Regions from separate parts of the Homo sapiens genome. Here all the other regions are linked to region 4. Evidence: chromatin contacts called from ENCODE Hi-C or POLR2A ChIA-PET data. All regions are on one chromosome and are shown on one strand. The core of a region is the stretch at or near the end of the contact, and the rest is flanking DNA. Distances in the headings are between cores, read along the strand shown. Region 1 overlaps LOC101929129 (a long non-coding RNA gene). Region 2 has its middle 28 kb from the start of LINC02204. Region 3 overlaps LOC107984781 (a long non-coding RNA gene). Region 4 has its middle 160 kb from the start of TLE3.

Region 1 (4,575 bases), core at 635-3,134, 280 kb before region 4:
CCTAGGAGCCAGAACCTTACATAAATTCTCCTTTAACACTCACAACATCCCTTTTTGACAGTGTTTGTTGTCTCTGTTTTATGGAGAAAGGAGCTGAGGTTGGGGAGATTAAGTATCTTGGTCAAAGTCACAGAGATGGCAAGTTGCATGGCAAGATTTCAAACTCAAGCATTTGGACCTCAAAGTCAGAGCTCTTTCCACTATACCTCATCATGTCAGAGCTGCAGAGCATCTAGACTTGGGTATGGGGCACAGAGCTTTGATTCTAGCTCTGCCCCCACTTCTGTAGCACCTCGAGACACTCCCTTGTTCTCTCTAAGCTTCTGTTGTCTCATATGCAATAGGAACATTACATGCACCTAATCCAGGCTCAATCAAGGTGAATGCAAACATGTTGCTCCCCGAGCTGTAGAGAGGAAAGACAACTGGTATTTTGGGAGGGTGATTTTGACAGCATCTTTCAAAATTTTGGATGTGTGTGTTCTTTTATCTGGCAGTTCTACTTCCAGGAATTCATGTTAAAGAAACATATTCACATGTGAGTAAGAATGCATGTAAAAAGATGTTTATTTCAGCATTGTTTATAATAGCAAAAAAAATGGAAATAATATAAAGGCCCAAAGAAATTATGCATATCCATGATACAAAATGCTATTTATCATTGAAAAGGATCTACTGATGCAAAAATGTCCAAGATATATTACTTCAAAATAATAAAGTAGATTTATATATGATGGCACAGGAAGATCACAGGAAAGTATTTTAAGTGAAAAAAATAAATTTTAAGATGATCAATAAACCTACATATGCTTATTTATGTTTATACGTAGAGAAAAAATCATTTGGAAGGAAACACATCAAACTATTCACAATGGCTTCCTCTAGCAGCAATAAGAAGATGATGACTTCATTTTTTGTTTGTTTATATTTACTTTCTACATTTCTATATTGTTGAAAATGTTCACAAGTATGTATTCCATTTGTAATGCAAAGAAAGAGCAGAATTCTAGTGCTGTAAGAAACTTTGAAGATCACCACGGCCCAGAGAGAGAAGCCAATTTCTCGCTGTCATGCGGCCGGCCATTGGCTATCAGGCTGAAACCCTCTTGATGCCCAGTCCAGGCCGGCTTCAGCATCAGGGCAAGCTCTTTGGAAATCACAGAAGCCACAGAAGGCTGAGGAATTGATGATCTAACACAAAGGAAACTGCACCAGTCAGAGAGCAGAGATCAGCATGTGGGCCTGGCTCGGCCACCTACCTGCTGGGCTGGGCTTGAAGCAGGGGAGAGGCCTTTTCCAGCCCTTGTAGTACCCAAAGGAATGCCACCCTGAGGTCTCAGGTCAGGCCTCTGCTTAGCACGTGACCATCATGCTCCCCAGCAAGTCCCCCTCATTCCCCTCTGGCCCTGCCTTTACTATCCTCCCTGAGTGCCATGGACACAGCAGATGCACAATACAGGCAGCCTTGAATTCTACCAGGGAGGCTAGGAATGGCTGGGTGGCCTGTGGTCATGACCTGCCAGCAACTGGGTTGGAAGAGAGGACTTCTGAGCCCTGCAACTGACGCCATAGGGGCATGACTTTGCATTATCTGGAGCCAGTTTTTCCCTCCAGAAAATGGGCATAAGGGTGACCCATTCAAGCCATCATAAATAATGTACCACTTATAAAGCCAACCTCTCTAACTGTCCTGGGCTCATGTGACATTTTATCAAGAGCCCATCATGTCCTCAGTGTGTGTGGGTCCCAGAGGGGCAATCTCACTCCCCTCCCCTTCCAGTCACCCCTTACTGTCTCCTCCTAGAGCTGTGACCACCTGGGAAAACAGGACATGAATGCATGAAGCCACGGTGAGTCAGCAGATGGCGTGTCGTTCTGTCTGAGCATGGCAGGAGGTCAGAGAAGGGAAAGCCCCGAAGATGCCATTATGCAGAGCCCTGGCCTCCACCTCCCAGCAAGAGCTGGACCCAGCCTGCAAGCATGGCCAGCATGATTTCTGACGAAGCTCCCAACAGATGTGGCTTTCCAGATTCAGGTCTTTGCATTAGGGAAGAGGTGGGGAGGTATGTGAAGCAGTAAACAGAGATGCCGAAAGTTCTAAGTGCATAAAGTAAATATAAAGTAAATGTATATTTGGGAGAAAAGGTGAAATAGCTCTCTGAGTTTTCCTCTGATATGAAGCCTTTGCTTGAATCTTTAGACATGGTCTTTGTGTTTCACGTCCCGTGTTCTCAGAAGGACTTGGTGCTGTGTTTCTGTTGACATTCTTGCCCTGCCCCCACGATAGGGAGCTGGACAACCCATGTGACCTTGTTACACCAAGTAGGGTCTGTGGACCAGCAGCATCGGCATCTCCTGGGACCTTGTCAGAAACAGAGAATCTCAGACCCCACCCAGACCTACTGAATTTGAATTTGCATTTTTGCAAGGTCTCCAGGTGTTTCCGGCGCACAGTCATACTTGAGAAGCCGCCTGGCTCCAGGACGCAGGTTTCCCCTGGGGGTGTGCACTCATGCAATGGCAGGCATGTACCCTGACTTTAGGTGGTACAAGAGTGAACATTTACTATTTTCATGGGTTTTAACTTCAATGTCCCTTTATAGCAAATGGTGCATCATGTACAGAAATGGTAAGTTGACATAAATGGTGTATTTTAAAAGTGAGTCAATTCAAAGAAAACATTCCCTGACTAATAGTCTGGGGTGCTGAGAAATGACACCTTCAAAGGTGGGACAAGAATGGCTATTTCCAGAAGTGATGATCCAGTTTAGGCCCCTCAAGGAGGTAGGAATGAAGGGGCTGCTGCAGAGAGATGGGGGCTTGTCCAAGGCCAACAGTGGGAGTGTGGTGACGGAAGCGGACTGGAACTCAGCCCTGTCCAGGTCAGCAGCGCCCCTTCCTCCCTCTGCCCTGGTTGCACAGCTCGGCCTGAGGCTGGCTCTGCAGCCAGGGTGACGTCAGGAACTGGGACATCTGCAGGTGATACCATGCATATGCACAGAGTGCATGGCTGTTACTACAAACAAAGAGAATGTGTAGTCAGTGGAGCCCAAGGCTGAGCCATTTGGAGATGAACTGTCTCCCCTCCACCCAGGAACAACAGGGCACCCAACTCTTCATTCATGAATAAACATTGTAAGCTGCTCTGTGCAGGCTGAGAAGCCTAATGTTTTCTAGGTTTTCTAGATATGTTGGTGAGGTTTTGCAAACAGGAAATCTGAAGTTAGAAAGGAATTGGTCATTTACCTTCCCAGCCATCTCATGGACTTTGCTCAAATCTCTCAGATGGAGTCATTCACACACACACATACACACACACAAGCAACTTCACGATATGTTTAGGTTTTCTCTAAAGTTTTCTCAGCTGTGTTTGTACTCCCTGAGGTTTAGGGCTGTCGGTATCTGTTTTTTCACTTCTTCTACAGCACAGAATTGAGTAGTAAATTCTCTAGTCTCCTGTCCCCTTCCCATTGTCTTTTGCCTAGCTCCTTATCCTGGCATTCAAGGCTGCCATCGCTATGGCCTCAGTCTAACTTTCCAGGCTGTTTCCCATTGGTATCCTCTGCACACGATGTTCCAACCAAAATATGCCATGAGCCACATATATGAAGTTCAAGACCAGCCTGGGCAACAGGGCGAGACCCAGTCTCTATTAAAAAATAAAAATAAAAAAAGAGTAAACCACATGTGGTCAAACCATGCCCATGCTCTGCAACCTTCACACCTACTAGCTTTCCACAAAAGCTGTGCCTTTGCCTAGAATTTCCCTCCACCCTTGAAATTCTTCTCCCTTAGGGCCCAGCTTAAATGCCCTCTCCTCCAGGAAGCCTCTGAATTGTCCCCAAGCCCTTGAAACTCCCATAGTCCTCTATTGCTACCTCATTGTGACATTTAGAACAGGTCTTGAGTTTCAGCCTCCACAGCTGTAGGGGAGTGTTCCCTTTTCTCTGTGTTCCAGGCTGCCCAGCCCAGGCCTGGCTCATAGAAATCCCACCAGGTAAAATACTTTGGCCCTAGGTAAGTCCTGGGTTTGATTCCCAGCTTTGTTGGGACTACTAGTCAGGGTTGATGCTGGGTAAATTACCTAACCTATCTACTCAGCTATAAAATAGAAATATGAATCATGCCTTCATGGAGAAGGCATGATAGTAAAATGAGGCAGCGGGTACAATGTGCTTAACATTCTGCTTGGCACCTATTAAGTGTTTAATATATCATAGCTCTTATTCGTGTTATTGATAATAATAAAAGCAAACATTAAATGGATTGAAAGATAAAGTCATAAAATCTAGAACTGGATGGCCTCTGCAGGTGTCTGGGCCACTGGCCCATCCTGCCCACCTGCCCACAGGCCCCTTTGCCCTGCTGTGCCTCCCTCACATTCTGGCCCCAAAATGGTTGCTCCTGGCTGCTCCCTGAACCCAGGCCTGCCAGAAACCCTCTCCTTTTCCTTTACCCTGTGTCTCCAGTAAAGATCACAGGCATTTTAGGGGTCTGCAGTCTTCTTTGGGTTAAGAAGCAATGATCTGGTGCTAGCTCTCATTTTATGGGGAAGGAACCTGGCCTGGAGGGAAG
Region 2 (4,746 bases), core at 1,672-4,171, 300 kb after region 4:
CACATGCAGGGAGAGATCCCAATTTGTAAGACAGAACAACAGGATCACTCCAAGTCAAGAGAAGGGATGCAGGCATGAGGTGCTGAGGCTGGGGGCCCCGAGCTCCAGAGCCCAGTTAGCATGTCCCTGGCAGTCCCAAGTCCTAGCTGCAAGGCGGTTCAAAACCAAGATGGAGGAAAACACAGACAGGGAGCCAAACATTTATCAGTTCAGACCCCGTTTTTCTCTAAGATCCAGCTTTTGCAAGGGATGGCCCTGACAGCCACTTTGCTCAGCATGAGCCAGGAGAAGGAGAGAGAAAAGTGACAGACTAAGGGAGAGCCCGGCCAAGCTGAGAGAGGGACGGACAGAGGCAGGGACTGGCAGGCCCGACGAAGACAAAAGACAAAACAGCCCAGACAGACAAGAGACAAACGGAAAGGAGGAGAATTGAAATGCTCAGAGATGAAAACAGACGGTGACAAGTTGTGAACTTGAGAAGCAGATGAAAGGGCAGGTAATTTTCTACAATCAGAGACAGGAAAAAAACTTCTGAGGGTTTTGCTTTGTTCTGTGCAAACGTCCCTTCAGTATTCCTCAGCCCTCTGCGTCATCAAGAGAAATGGCCCTTCTCCCTCGGTGGATGTGAAGAGGAAATATAGAGCAGGTAAGCCCCTCCTCTGCACACAACCACCATATGCACACATACACACCTTTGAGGACAAAGCAGGTCTAGGTCTCTCTCTTTTTTTTTTTTTTTGCCCATGCCCCAGAGTAAACAAACAAACAAAAAACAGGGATCTACAGCTGGAAGATTCCAGCATCTCCCTCTTCCACATTATCTTGAGTCTTCAATTTTCTTTCTCCTCCCTCCTACTCCAGTCCATTTGGCCAACTCCCTTCTCAGGAGACTGCCCCTGTGGTACTGGGAAGAGAAGTTGGACCAATAATCCATTCATTTTACGAGAGATTAGAGATTCCCCTAAAATCTGTATGAGAACTTAGGAAGAGGGTTGCTGGTGTTGCAAAATAAAATGAGAGTTTGAAATTCCTGATCTACACTCTGTATTCAACCAGTATAAGAGTTGACCATAATTGTCTCTTTAATTTCCAACAATATTCCAGAATCCCAGGGCTGTGTTGGGCCAGCCTCACCTATCCAGCTGGGTTCTCTGGGGACTCATGTCACCTCAGCCTCCCAGCAGAGGTATGCCAGGTCTTTGAAAAGCTGCCTGATTCTGGTGTCAGCAGCAGCCAGGGTCCAGCAGCTGCACAGCAGCAGTGCCAGTAGGCGGCATCCAGGACCCAGCAGGGTGCCAGCAACGGTGTCCTCACTGGCCTGTTCTGGGATATGATTCTGCCTTTTGTTCCTGTACTTTTGAAGGCCTGAGTGCTCCTCTTTCTGGTGATTCTGTGAGCCACTCAGTAGCTTTTCTGCTTCAAAACAAAAAGAGCCAGCATGCACACACATGCACTCATGCCAAGAGCAAGAAAGAGAGACGGAGACTGGAGGAGAGGGAGAAGTTGAGAGAGAGAGAGAGAGATGGAGAGATGCAGAGATGGAGAGAGAGAGACAGAAACAAATGGAGAGAGACAGAGACAAAGAGACTGGAGAGAGAGACACATAGAGACAGAGACAGAAGGAGAGAGAGACACAGAGATAGAGACAGAAACAAATGGAGAGAGAGACAGAGACAAATGGAGACACAGAGAGATGCAGAGACAGAGACAGATGGAGAGACAGGGACAGAGACAGATGGAGAGAGAGACAGACACAGATGGAGAGAGATAGAAACAAATGGAGAGAGATAGAGATAGAAACAGATGGAGAGAGACAGAGAGATAGAGACAGGGGCAGACAGGTGGAGAGAGATGGGGAGAGACAAGAAAGACAGAGGCAGAGACGGAGAAAATAAGACCCTAGTTCTTAAAACTCAGTCATTAAGTCATGGGCACTGGTCTCAACCCCTCATCTGCTTCCTCTGGACTGAGCCTCCTCTCCCAGCCACACTCCTTGGAGGCCCCGCCAGGTCAGACTTTGAGTTTTGTCCTCTGGCTTTACATTTCACTTCTCAGGCTGCAACCAATACCAATACCAATACCCCCTGCTCCTATTAGCAGCCTCCCTCCTACTGCTGCTCCACACCTCCCCTGACACCGCATGCCTGTGTGCACACACACACAACAGTACACACAGCAACTCGCACACACACCACAGCACACACATAGCTCACACACACACAGAACACACAACTTGCACACAAACAGCTCACACACACACCACAGTGCACACACACAGCACAGCACACATAACTTACAAACACACCACAGCACACACACAGCAGCTCTCACACACACACACCACAGCACACACAATAGCTCACACACACGCCGCAGCACACACACAAACCACAGCACACAAACACTACAGCACACACACACACAGCACATACACCACAGCGCACACACACAACAGCACATACACGACAGTGCACATGCACAACAGCACACACACAATAGTTCACACACACAGCATACACACACCAGTGCACACACATACCACAGCGCACACACACACCACACACAGCACATACACACCACAGCATACACACAATAGCTCACACACACCAGTCCATACACACACACGCCACAGCACACACACCACAGTCCACACAAACAGCACATACACAGCAGCTCACATATACCACAGTATGCACAATAGCCCATGCACACCACAGCACACACACAACACATACACTCTACGACACACATACACACAACACACACCCCTCCCCCCACCTACACACAAACATACACTCTTATTTTTGCCCCTGTTCCATCTGGCATTTTCTGGAAGTCATTGCTGGAAGTTGACGCGTTCCACCCTCCAGTCCAGGCTGCCTGTGTTCCGTCCTCCACAGCAAGCCTGCGGGTGCAGGAAATGAGAGGCCACAGGGTTGTGGGCTGGAGACAGAAGGGGAGGGAGGGGAAGGCAAGCAGTAGTCTGAGTCTGAGCTGTCACGTGGAGACAAATCAAATGCCACCGCAGAGTTTACTCGAGTTTAAAACATGGGAAATGAGCACCCCAAACATTGGACCCAAAGATTTTCCTCTCAGTTACCACTTTTGAGGAGTAATTTCCACCCAAGTGTGGCGTATGCACAGCCAGGTGTCACTGCCAAGCCATTTGATGCCCCCGAATTCCTTTTGAGGCACCACCTGCCTTTCTTCTTTGGCGCAAGCTGGGTGCTGCTTTGTGAAGAAGGCAGCTCAGATGTCTCTTGGAATGAATACATCAGAGGAAAGAGTTCAGTTAGAGGACTGATCCTGAACATTTCAGTGAATTTCAGTAAGCTCAACCCCGTGAGAAAACACTCAAACAGAATAAGCCACCCACAGATGAGTCTAAAACAAAATATAAACAAATGCAAGATGCCGGGGAACATTCTGTGTACACCAGTGTCAGGGAGCTCAAGGTAAAAGACAGCTGGCTGCCGAGAGGTGAAGTTAAAATGCGTGTGTCCCCTAGACGTAGCTCCCTCAGTGACTTGCCATGGGTGGCTGCTACCACTCCTCTCAACCCTGGTCCTAACCACCCAATCACAAGTTCACACCGGTCAGATACCCAGGGCTGGCTGCTGTTGATGCGACTCCCTCTGACATCCTCTGGCGTGGCAGGTGAGGACTGGGGCCCTGGAGTAAGAAGGCTTGAGGTTTGAATCCTGGCACCATTGCCTGGGGACCAGCCTGCCTTCTCTGTGTGCCCGCTTAAATGGGGATAGGAACCGTAACTCTCACCATATTCTTAAGGGGATTAGGTAAGTTGATCTGTATGAAGGTGTATCAGCCCAGGTTCAACCAAAGAATAGAACCAGTAGGAGATATAGATTAAGAGATTTATCTCAGGCGATCGGCTTATGCAATTGTGGATCTGGCTAAGCAAGTCTGGAATCTGTAGGGCAGCCCATCAGGAAAGGCAGGCTAGAACTCTCAGGCATAGGCTGAAGCCACCGTCCACAAGTAGAATTTCTTCTCCTTCACGGAAGCCTCGGTTCTACTCTTAAGGCCTTTCCATTGATTGAATCAAGCCCACTCAGATTGTCTAGAATAATTCCTTTTATGTAAAGTCACTGACTTTGGACTTTAATGGCTTCTATAAAAGACCTTCACAGCAACACCTACATGAGTGTTTAAATAACTGGAGACCCTGGCCAGGGCAAGGTGACATGTAAGACTGACTGTCACAGAAGGATTAGCACAATGGCTGGCTCATGGTAATTATCCACTCAATAAAGCTCAGCTGTGATTTTTTTTTTTTTTTTTTTTTTTTGAGGATTCTAAAGCATTCACTGATGAAGTTGACAAAATAAGTCAAGCATTTCCCCTTTTTAGTTCTCATCATACATGGCCAATAGCGCCCTCTTCCTCACTTCCAAAATCGTTCCAACTTCTTTGGAATTCCTCAGTTCCAAAGAAGGCTGAAGGCTCATCCCAAGAAGCCAAAAGGAAGGTGACTTATTTTTCAGACATTCTCAGCCACATTTCCTGAACACACTGTGCCAGACTAGCACCACGGTTACAGATACAGATGCAGGTACATGTTGGTCCCCACCCTCCTGGATCCTGGGTGCAGGGTCCCACTCTCCTTCTGTTCTCTTCCTTGACCAGATGCCTCCCGCTGGGCCTACTGCAGTACCCAGGGCCTCCTCCTACAGCTGTCCCACAAAGGCTCTGGACCAAAGGAGACAGACAGGTAGAAATCCAGCC
Region 3 (4,512 bases), core at 1,854-4,353, 270 kb after region 4:
AGGCAGGAAAATAGGGTCTGGAAGCAGGGAACATAAGACTGATTCACACTTCAGCTATGACAGGAAATATCCTCTCCATTTACATGGGGCATTCACCGAGTAAATGACTTTGTTACTTTACTTCATCCTCTCCATTTACATAGGGTGTATGCCAAATAACCAATGGAAACCTCTAGAGGATATTTAAACCCCCAAAAAAATCTGTCATGGGGGCCCTTGAGGCCCCTATGCTCAGGCCCACTGCCACACTGTGGAGTGTGCTTTCCTTTTCAATAAATCTCTGCTTTTGTTACTTCATTCTTTCCTTGCTTTGTTCATGTGTTTTGTCCAATTCTTTGTTCAAGACACCAAGAACCTGGACACTCTCCACCAGTAACACTTTGACTGCTAAGGAAACTGAAGACCAGAGAGGGTAAGTGACTTACCCAAGGTAACACAGTCACTGAATCCCTAACTCCTGGTCCAGAATTCTTATAATAAGTGTCGAGCCCAATACCTGCAATACCTCATAAACTCAATGCATTCTAATCTTCACACCACCATCCCTTTGCCTGTGCAGTCTGTGGGCAGAGCTGAGGCTAATTCCCTCTTTATCAGTTATTCCTGCACTTGAGATATTTGAGTTAAGAACCTACCTCTTAGGGCATCCAGCCAATTGCAAAGAGAAGTCAGCACCCAGTGCCTCTATTTCTTATCACAGGTTGATGTCGAATCTATGCCTGGGGCATCAAGGGATGTTAGTTGGCTGGAAACTTACACAGTGAATGAACGAGTATATTCCCGCACACCTCCAGTGATAGGAAACTGTGACATTTTCAGATAAAATCAACGTTGAGAAAATGTTCCCAACTCATTCTGCTTCTGCCTTCTCCTCGTGGGTCCTAGTGAGGTGTCGAGAGACCTCAGAGAACCAGTTCAATGCCTCTGCCCACATGGCCTCCCCCTATTTGAAGACAAACACTTTCACTGCAACAATATCCCTACAGAATGTAGGTCTTTCTGTTATTATCAGTCCTACTCTGGCTTGAACTGCTTAGCGTGGTGGAGGAAAGACATGTTTATGTTCTGTATTCGTCTCCCAGGTTGGAGTCAGAACCCTTACTTTATGTTAAGGCCATGTCTCCTTTCCATTTCTGGCTCCCTGGGGCCGAGGTCTCTGCCTTCCCCTTAATGAAGTCCATATAGCATCCAGATCTCCCCAGATGGGGACCTGCCTGGAACTGGCATCAGGCCAGGGCACATGCAGGAGTGCAGAGGAACATCCCTTGGGGGAAAATCCGCCTCTCCCTGTGCCACCCACACTTTGCAAATCACCCAAATAACTCTCTGCCCAGGAGCCACGTCTTTGCTGGGGGAAGGGCAGCTTAAATTGGTAGCTTCCGCACATAACAAGCTCAAGACCAGACAAAGCCTGCCGAACAGCCCCCGGGGGAACCAGTGGTTTTATGAGCCCATCATATTTACTATTATCCAATGAGTCATCGGCTGCGTGCTTTCATTTTGAGGCTGCAGGACGAATAGGCTCTCATCAGAGCCACTCTTAATCCATTATTTATGCCCGCTCTTTGTCCTCTCAATTGTACCTTTGCAGACAGGAGCTTCAGTCCACATCTACCAGCAGCATTTGCCAGACTAATGCACATCCTTAGTTCCAAAGTCTGTGGTGTTTAAAAATAGCAAACGAGGCAAACACTCTGATTATGAAATTTCTAGCTGATATTTCCCTTGCCTTTCATTAGGGAGAAAGCTAGCATTAAGTGAACCCACAAGTCCAACGGGTAGAAATAAGGAATACTGTGTTTTTGACTTCTGCTCAGATCCGTTTCCCAGGAAGCTTATGTGGGTCTTGGAACAACGGGGATCAACAATGTGAATATGTCTATTGTGCCTGCAGATCCCATTGCTAATGCCCGGGAAGGACAAGTAATTAGTTTATGAGTAAATTGTCCTCAAGTTTGCATTTCTAGTACAAGAACTAGTCACTAAGCTTTGAGAATTGACCTACGCATTTCATGCCATGGGAAAGAAAACATAAGGTTTGTGATTTAAAGTCACTCATTACTTTCTACAATGATGGATAAGCAGAGGACAATTCCCTTGGTAGCTAATTGTCCTACTGCTGCTTGTATCACTGCTCAGAAGGATGTGTTACCTGGGCTAGGCAGAAATCCAGCACCCTCATGGAGGCAACCCTGGAAACCCCTTGTGGGGTGCTCTATGCATGTCTGGGTGGGTATCGGGTGATGGATGGGACTGTGAGGGATGGGCAAAAACCAGGAAAGAATAACAGGGATAGAGCAGCAGATGGTGAAACAGAAGCACATGCTAGGCCCACTTGGATTCTCCCTGGAGTTTGAATCTGCAGCAGAGTGGCAAAAAGACAAAATGGTCGACACTCATTAGCCCTGGCAGTAGGAGCAGCAATGGCAACCCCTTAAGAACCTGTCCTTTCAGGCCAGGCGTGGTGCCTCACACCTGTAATCCCAGCAGTGTTTTTGTTTGTTTGTTTGTTTGTTTGTTTGAGATGGAGTCTTGCTCTGTCGCCCAGGCTGGAGTGCAGCGGAGCAATCTCAGCTCACTGCAAGCTCCGCTTCCTGGGTTCATGCCATTCTCCTACCTCAGCCTCCTGAGCACTTTGGGAGGCCGAGGCAAGCGGATCACTTGAGGCCAAGAGATTGAGACCAGCCTGGCCAACATGGCAAAGCTCCCCATCTCTACTAAAAATACAAAAATTAGCCAGGCATGGTGGCGTACACCTGTAATCCCAGCTACTCAGGAGGCTGAGGCATGAGAATTGCTTGAACCCGGGAGATGGAGGTTGCAGTGAGCTGAGATCACGCCACTGCATTTCAGCCTGAGTGACAGAGCGAGACTGTCTCAAAAAAAACAAAAAAACGAAAAAACAGTTCTTTTATCAATAGCTCCTGTTTCTGAGCCCCACACCCCACCCTGTTTGTGATCCCAATTCTAATTGCTCTGAGTTGGTTCTCTGCCCTCCATTCAGTTCCATGGGCTCTGCTACATGCTTCCAATAAACTCCTTAACGCCTACATTAGCCACAGGACTTCCTGTTGCTTACACTCAAAGCACTCTAGCAGATAAGAGCTGGAAAGTGAAAGCAAAACAGGAACATAACCCAAGATCAAAGGCCCAGTCGCCCAGAAGAAGGCTTGAATCAGAGAGGCAGGCACTGACCCAGGGCACAGGGTGCATGAAGCCGGGGGTGAGCGCCCAAAGGACAGGAGTGCATGCCTTGGAGCTCAGATGTCACCCTATCAGGCAGGTGACATTGTTGTTGACATCTTAGATCAGTGGAAGTCAACCGTGAGGCACCCCAACCTTGGTTCTTAATGGTGTCAGATACAATATGACAGGCCAGGTCTTAATCCGCCAAGTGTTTATTTTAATTTTGACCAATATGAGAGGTAATTTTGGAAGGTAAATAGGCATTTTTTTTTTTTTTTGGCCTAGGATGACTTGAATGTCACTGTAAGAAAGCAGGGCACTGGGTTAGAATTATATATTCATTCATTAAACAAACATTTATTGAGCTCCTCTTCTGTGCAAATATCTGCTCTGGGCGCTGGGGAGACCAAAGTGACTAAGTCATAGGCTCTGCTTCTGAGCATGAGGAGGGACGGCGGCCAGCACACAGCATGCCCCAGCAGTGCATGGTAAGGACCCAGAGACTGGAACACATGGAGTTCAGATGCAGAGAAACCTCTTTGAGCTGACAGGGTCAGGAAGGTGATGTGGGGCCAGCATTCAAGGTGCTCCTTGAGGGAAAGAGAAGGTTTCACTGACAGCAATTCCAGATGCAGAGGAGAAAAAGAAAAATGGCAAGTGGTCTGAATTGGCTGGCATGCCTCCAGGCCCAGGCAGGATGAGGAGGTAGGCTGACGTCAGATTGTGGAAGATCAGGCTGAGAAGTCTGCATTTTACCTGTAGTCAATGGAGAGCCAGTAACAATTTGGAGCTGGAGAGGGACATCATCAAAGCAGCAAACTGCAGAGAATCTTGTCAACAATCTGCTTAGCAGATTGGGGAGGGGAGAGTCTGAGCAAAGTTCAAGCTACTTGGAGGCTACTGCAATAGTCCAAGCAGGACCCTTCCCCTAAAGTGAACAACAGGAAGATGGAGATGAAAAACCCTGACGTGAGAGCTTGGCATTGAAAACTAGATGGGCATGGTAGGAGGGGGCAAGCCAGGGGGCCTCAGGGTTTAGACTAGAACGGTTTCTCAGTTCCATTCGAATAACACACATTTTCCTGGCACCTCCTATGTGCACAGCATGTGTTAGCAGGTGGTGAGATGGCAAGGAAAATACTGGAAGGCCCAGGTCCTTATAAAAGGCCAGGGCTTTTCTAAAATGTGCTCCATGCATCCACATCTCACCTTCATCATTAGTGAGTGGACACTGCACCTCTCAATTTCCCCACTGCCAGGTTACCTGAGTGGAGGCTTGGAGGCAAGAGAAGAGAATTGCAACCCAGAGGAAAAACTACAACTCTT
Region 4 (4,710 bases), core at 2,096-4,595:
CAGGAGGACATCAGGGACGGAAAACAGGTAGCAGGGAACAGTGGAAGGCAGTCATGGTTCCGAGATGATGGGTCTATGAAGAAATGGGACATGGTGGGCACCCAAGGCAGGATTATGGCATGGGTAGAGAATCCTACCTGATGATCAGCAGTAACTCTGTTTGAACCCCTGCTGTGTATCAGGCACTGTTCTAAGCTGTTTCCATCTATGAGGTCATTTAATCATCATGACTATGTGATAGGTTTCATTATTGCCCCCACTTCACAGATGAAACACGGAGAGGTGAAGCATCTTGCCCTAGGTCACTCAGCTAGTGAGTTGCAGGAGCTGGATTTGAACATCCCCCACCCCTTAACTACTCTGCTGTGGGAACCCAACAGTGTGAGTCCTGGATGAGGCTGATGCAAGGCGGGAACAGCAGCCAAGAGGCAGGACGGGCTGAGCTACTGACTGAGCCTCACAAGGTGCCAGGCTGGAATACGAAGTGAATAAAACCCAGTCCCTGCTTTCACAAAGTTGATGATCATATGAAGAAAGTGGTCATTTAAACAAATAACATAAAATACGATGCGGGGTGTCAGTACAGCAGCAGAGGGTTTTGCAAGAAACAGAAGTATCACAGAGGGTGTGACTGGTTACACTGGTCCTCGTGGAGGATGAGACAGGGAAGGCTTCCTGGAGAAGGTGATGTCTAATCTGAGTTTTAAAGGACGAGTAGAAATTTGCTAAACGGATAGAAAGGGGCGGTGCAGGGAAGAGCAAGTGGGTGGAAGAACACTTGGGTGAGAGGTGAGATCTGGGGTGGAGGGAGATCCTGAAAGGATTTGTGAACCATGCCGAGGAACCCAGGGGTCTCAGTGATGGATGAAGTTGTGAATGAGAGAGGGAGGTTGATCCCGGCTTGAAGGGTTAGGGGTGCTGGGCTGGGAGCCCAACAGATCACTCTAGTGGGAGCAAGAAAGCAGTCTATTCTCTAGACCTGGGCTTCTCAACCTGAGCATTCCTGACAGTTTGAGCCAAATTCAACCGTTGTAGGAGGTTTCCCTGTCCATCGTGGGATGCTTAACAGCATCTTTAGCCTCCATCCACTAGATACCTATAGAAGCACCCCACCCCCACCCTTCCAGTTTTGACAACCAGAAATGTCTTTAGGCATCGCCAAATGTCACCTGGGGGGCAAAATTGCTTCCAGTTGAGAACCGCTGGTCTAGGTTTTCATCATCTGGGAGAAATGCATGAGAAACAAAACAGCCATGCAGTCGGTGGAGGCTATGGAAGAGTTCTGTTTGGGCAATGTCTTAGATGAGAGATGGCTTGTTCTAGGGAACTTGAGAGTAAAGGAGGGAGGACTGGAAGAGAATGGGTTTCAGGCCTCATGGGCAGATATTTAGATACAGGATGGCAAATACAGACTATGTATGTCTCATCCCCTGCCCAAGGCAGACATCGCTAATCAATCACAGTGCTCTTTCTCCCTAAGTCCGGACACAGTCAGCAGTGTTCTAGGGAGGCAGCCACCACAGCTCAGGAGGGAGGGGTGCAAGACAAAAGATCCCTTGCCCTCCTAGGTGTAAGATTCTAAGAAGACCTCTAAGAAGAGGTCTTTCTATGTTACCCAGGCTGATCTCGAACTTCTGGGCTCAAGTGATCCTCCTGCCTCGGCCTCCCAAAGTGCTGGGATTACACACATGAGCCACCACGCCCAGCCAAAATTGTTTTTTCTGACCTGAGGGACTCCTGAATTCAAAATTCCCCTACCCACAACTATCCCACCCCCACCTACCCAATCTAGACAACCTTGATTCCAATAGGAGAGCGGCAGGCTGCATTTTCCTGGTGAGGCTAAGAATTGCTGCCTTCCATCTTCCTCTTTTCAAAGGAAGAGCTGGTCCTGAGGGCCCCAAGGTCCAGGGTGAGGAGGGCATGTGGCTGCTTCCTCATGACAGGAAGGACTGGGTAGTGACACAGGACACATGGGGGCAGGGGCACAAAGCGACTTCCGTGAGACCTAGCTCAGGGAGCTGGTCATATGGCCTAGCAAGGATGGCTCCTCAGGCTGGGCTCGTGGTCTCCCATCTCACTGGGTGTCTGAGACTCAGGTATTGCTGGGTGGTTGGGGGAGCTGCAGCGTTTCCTTACCCAGGGGCCATCTGAGGGGTTCAGGCTTGAGTGCTTTTGGTCCTGCATTTCCTGAGCACCTGCCAGGTGCGAGGCACCCACAACTTCATTGCTCCCACAAACTTCCTGCAGGTAGACCTCATTGCTCTACATTTCAGGTGAGAAAAACTAAGTCTCAGAGAAGTTAACTAACTGCCCAGGGTCCACAGCCAAGGGAAAGCAGAGCAGGGTGGAAACCCTAAGTCACCATCTGTGAGCTGGTGCTCACACACGTGGTGGTCCTCCACCACGCCATGTCCCTTGGCCACCTGGGGCTCATCTTTTAGAGGGAAAAGCTGTGAGCTGGGTGCTCCTCCACTACTCCATGTCCCTTGGCCACCTGGGGCTCTTCTTTTAGAGGGAAAAACAGAGGGACAGAGAGGATAAATAAACCGAGGGGCCATTTAACAAAGTGGTGAAGGGCTCTGGACCAGACTGGGTTCAAATCCTGGTTCCGCCACTCAGTAGCCAGTGGCCCCAGGTGAGTTATTTAACCTCTCTTTGCCTCGGTTTCCTCATCTGTAACATGGAGACAGTGGGTCCTAACTCAGGTGCTGCCAGGACGTTAAGAGTTGCATGCTTGGCACAGCGCCAGAAACGTGGCGAGTACTTGGTGGTCGTCAGCTGCCACTGCTGCCATGACAGGTAGACAGCATGGTAGTCAGAAGCCGGGCATCCCTTGCTCCACCCCTGACTCTCCTGCCTGCACAAGATGCAGCCCTCTCCTCTCGGAGCCCTTCTTAGAGGAAGCTTGCGGGGTGGTGTGTGTTTCTCTCACTGAGTCTGAAGCCGACCTCAACCCCAGCCTGAGCCAAATGTCACCGGAAAGGCATGGCCTGTGGTTTGCTGACGCCCCCGCCTCACCAGCCCTGGAAGCCTGCTGTGCTCTTGGGGCCCCAAAGGCAGAGGGCCTGGCTGGGCCAGCTCATGAGGTTGGAGGCTCTAGAAACCAGGCGGAAGGGACGAGGGTGGCAACCAGATTGGGTCCTCAGTGAGGGGCTGGAGAGGTGAGTGGTTAGAGCAGGTCAGGCTGTGCAGAGGGCCCAGGCCGTCTGGGGTGCTGGGCCATTTGTCCATCTTTCTGCCTACTTGTTCTTCCCTCTGCCTGGGAATTCCTCACGTGTGAGTTTCTCGCTTCTAAGGCAGCTGCCACTTACTGGTTTTCCTGCTCCTCGGCAGCCAGAGCTCAGTCACGTGACCTCAGCTCTGCTAGCAGATATGCTCACGTGGGACCTCAGCCTGCAGTCAGGCGTCTGAAGAAGCAGATGCTGTGAGACCCCCGTCCAGCAGGAGTGCCAGCTGCTGGGCCCCCTCTCCCAGGGGCAGCTGTGGGCGGGACTCAGGGTTGGCACCCGGTGCCCAGCGTCCATGGTAGAAAGTGTGCTGGCTGAGAGTACCGTGGTGACCCCATGGCCAGTCCTACAGGGTGGCTTTAGGATTGGGTCCTGGTGGTGTGGCCTTTATGTTTGGGTCTCTAGTCCTCGCAGAGACTGACCAAGGGCTCAACTGAAAATCATTTAATAAATGCCTTTTTTCCTTAAACAGATGGGATTTCTGTTGTTTCTTCTGTCCTGTGTGCCTCCCCCACTCCCTATCTAATGGATTATCTTTGGGGAAATTCAAACGGGCTTCTGAAGGACAGCTCCATGCTGTGCTTTTTGTGCCTGGCATTTATACAGATGAAATCAAGTTGAAATCAACATGGAGGGCTGCCTTGACCTGGAGGTGTGTGTGTGCCCGCATGTGCACGGGTGTAGCCACAAAATGAGGATGTGCAGCTTGAGAATGGGGTGTGAGAGAGGTGGGTGCAATCTCAATGCCTGGCCGTGAGGCAGGTGGGTTTGGGACTGAGTGTGTGAAGCCATGTTCTTCCTGTACCAACTGCTGCCTCCCCATTTCTGCATCCTGGTGCAGGGCCTTGGGCTTCTAACTCCCACCGTCTACCGGGACCTGAGCAGCACCAACCACAAGAGGGCAGACAGACAGACCACCCACAGGCTACCTCCGGGCCTCCTCTGGATGACCAACTCCTTTATGCCCAGGCCTGTGTCAAGCACTGGGTAGGGCTGGGGTAAGGCTGGGGAAAAAAAACCAGTAGGGACTCATTGCATTATAGGATTCCAGGGAGGGAAGGTACCTGTGTGACCATGCATTGTGCTTTAGCCACAGTGCTTTGCTTTCCAGTAAAATCTATTTCAGCCCAACCAAAGCCAAGCTGTTCTGGGGGGCATCTCCCCAGCCCTTCCCAAGGACTCTGCACACCAGGACCAGACAATGATCTTTGTTTCAGAGAAAGGAAACTGCAACCTGGAGGTGGGTGGTGACTTGCTCAAGATCTCCCAGTGAGTTACCCACACAGCTCCCTCTAGTCTCCAGGGTAGAGAGTTTATGTGCATATGTGCGTGAGCGTGCAGACACACACAGGCACATATGTGCACACTCAGACAATGGACTGCGTGAAGGGTCTTCACCCTCTGTCTTCCACAAGGCCTGCTGTCCCCTCTGCTGGCCTAGACACTGACCACACTCATTCTGCTGCTGCAGTCCAGAGAG

What was found. A loop is a pair of places that touch in the nucleus more often than their neighbours do. ChIA-PET counts read pairs that join two places held with the same protein, here RNA polymerase II (POLR2A). Pooled maps may share reads with other maps.
Region 1: a pooled map shows a loop between it and region 4 (3-fold over the local background). The contact joins two enhancer-like sites. A Hi-C loop is called at or near these places in 4 of 37 single-sample maps with no recorded cell type and 4 of 50 pooled maps. POLR2A ChIA-PET finds 5 or more read pairs at or near these places in 1 of 52 experiments (activated B cell).
Region 2: a loop to region 4 is called in a map of naive thymus-derived CD4-positive, alpha-beta T cell, with 20 times the contacts of the local background. The contact joins two enhancer-like sites. A Hi-C loop is called at or near these places in 1 of 168 maps with a recorded cell type or tissue (naive thymus-derived CD4-positive, alpha-beta T cell) and 3 of 50 pooled maps. POLR2A ChIA-PET finds 5 or more read pairs at or near these places in 1 of 52 experiments (activated T-cell).
Region 3: a pooled map shows a loop between it and region 4 (3-fold over the local background). The contact joins two enhancer-like sites. A Hi-C loop is called at or near these places in 1 of 168 maps with a recorded cell type or tissue (naive thymus-derived CD4-positive, alpha-beta T cell), 2 of 37 single-sample maps with no recorded cell type and 7 of 50 pooled maps. POLR2A ChIA-PET finds 5 or more read pairs at or near these places in 2 of 52 experiments (CD8-positive, alpha-beta T cell and activated CD4-positive, alpha-beta T cell).

The regions. Positions count from the first base shown.
Region 1 is chr15:69,977,572-69,982,146 of GRCh38, forward strand. All of the region lies in intron 2 of LOC101929129 (a long non-coding RNA gene), which reads right to left. Among named protein-coding and RNA genes, the nearest start is that of MIR629, 100 kb to the right of the region's middle. RefSeq lists enhancers at 1,794-1,853, 2,684-2,743. Within about 2 kb of position 1,885, at least 3 of the 41 ENCODE cell types and tissues checked have a DNase peak (open chromatin) inside an H3K27ac peak, as active enhancers do.
Region 2 is chr15:70,556,435-70,561,180 of GRCh38, forward strand. No RefSeq gene overlaps it. Among named protein-coding and RNA genes, the nearest start is that of LINC02204, 28 kb to the right of the region's middle. Within about 2 kb of position 2,922, at least 3 of the 41 ENCODE cell types and tissues checked have a DNase peak (open chromatin) inside an H3K27ac peak, as active enhancers do.
Region 3 is chr15:70,525,293-70,529,804 of GRCh38, forward strand. LOC107984781 (a long non-coding RNA gene) reads right to left here. Exons shown (of 2, transcript XR_007064698.1): 2 at 3,381-3,942. Among named protein-coding and RNA genes, the nearest start is that of LINC02205, 22 kb to the left of the region's middle. RefSeq lists an enhancer at 3,166-3,215. Within about 2 kb of position 3,104, at least 7 of the 41 ENCODE cell types and tissues checked have a DNase peak (open chromatin) inside an H3K27ac peak, as active enhancers do; they include CD8-positive, alpha-beta T cell, where a contact is called at or near this core.
Region 4 is chr15:70,255,811-70,260,520 of GRCh38, forward strand. No RefSeq gene overlaps it. Among named protein-coding and RNA genes, the nearest start is that of TLE3, 160 kb to the left of the region's middle. RefSeq lists enhancers at 3,116-3,205, 4,264-4,343, 4,374-4,593 and a silencer at 3,894-4,053. Within about 2 kb of position 3,346, at least 11 of the 41 ENCODE cell types and tissues checked have a DNase peak (open chromatin) inside an H3K27ac peak, as active enhancers do; they include CD8-positive, alpha-beta T cell, where a contact is called at or near this core.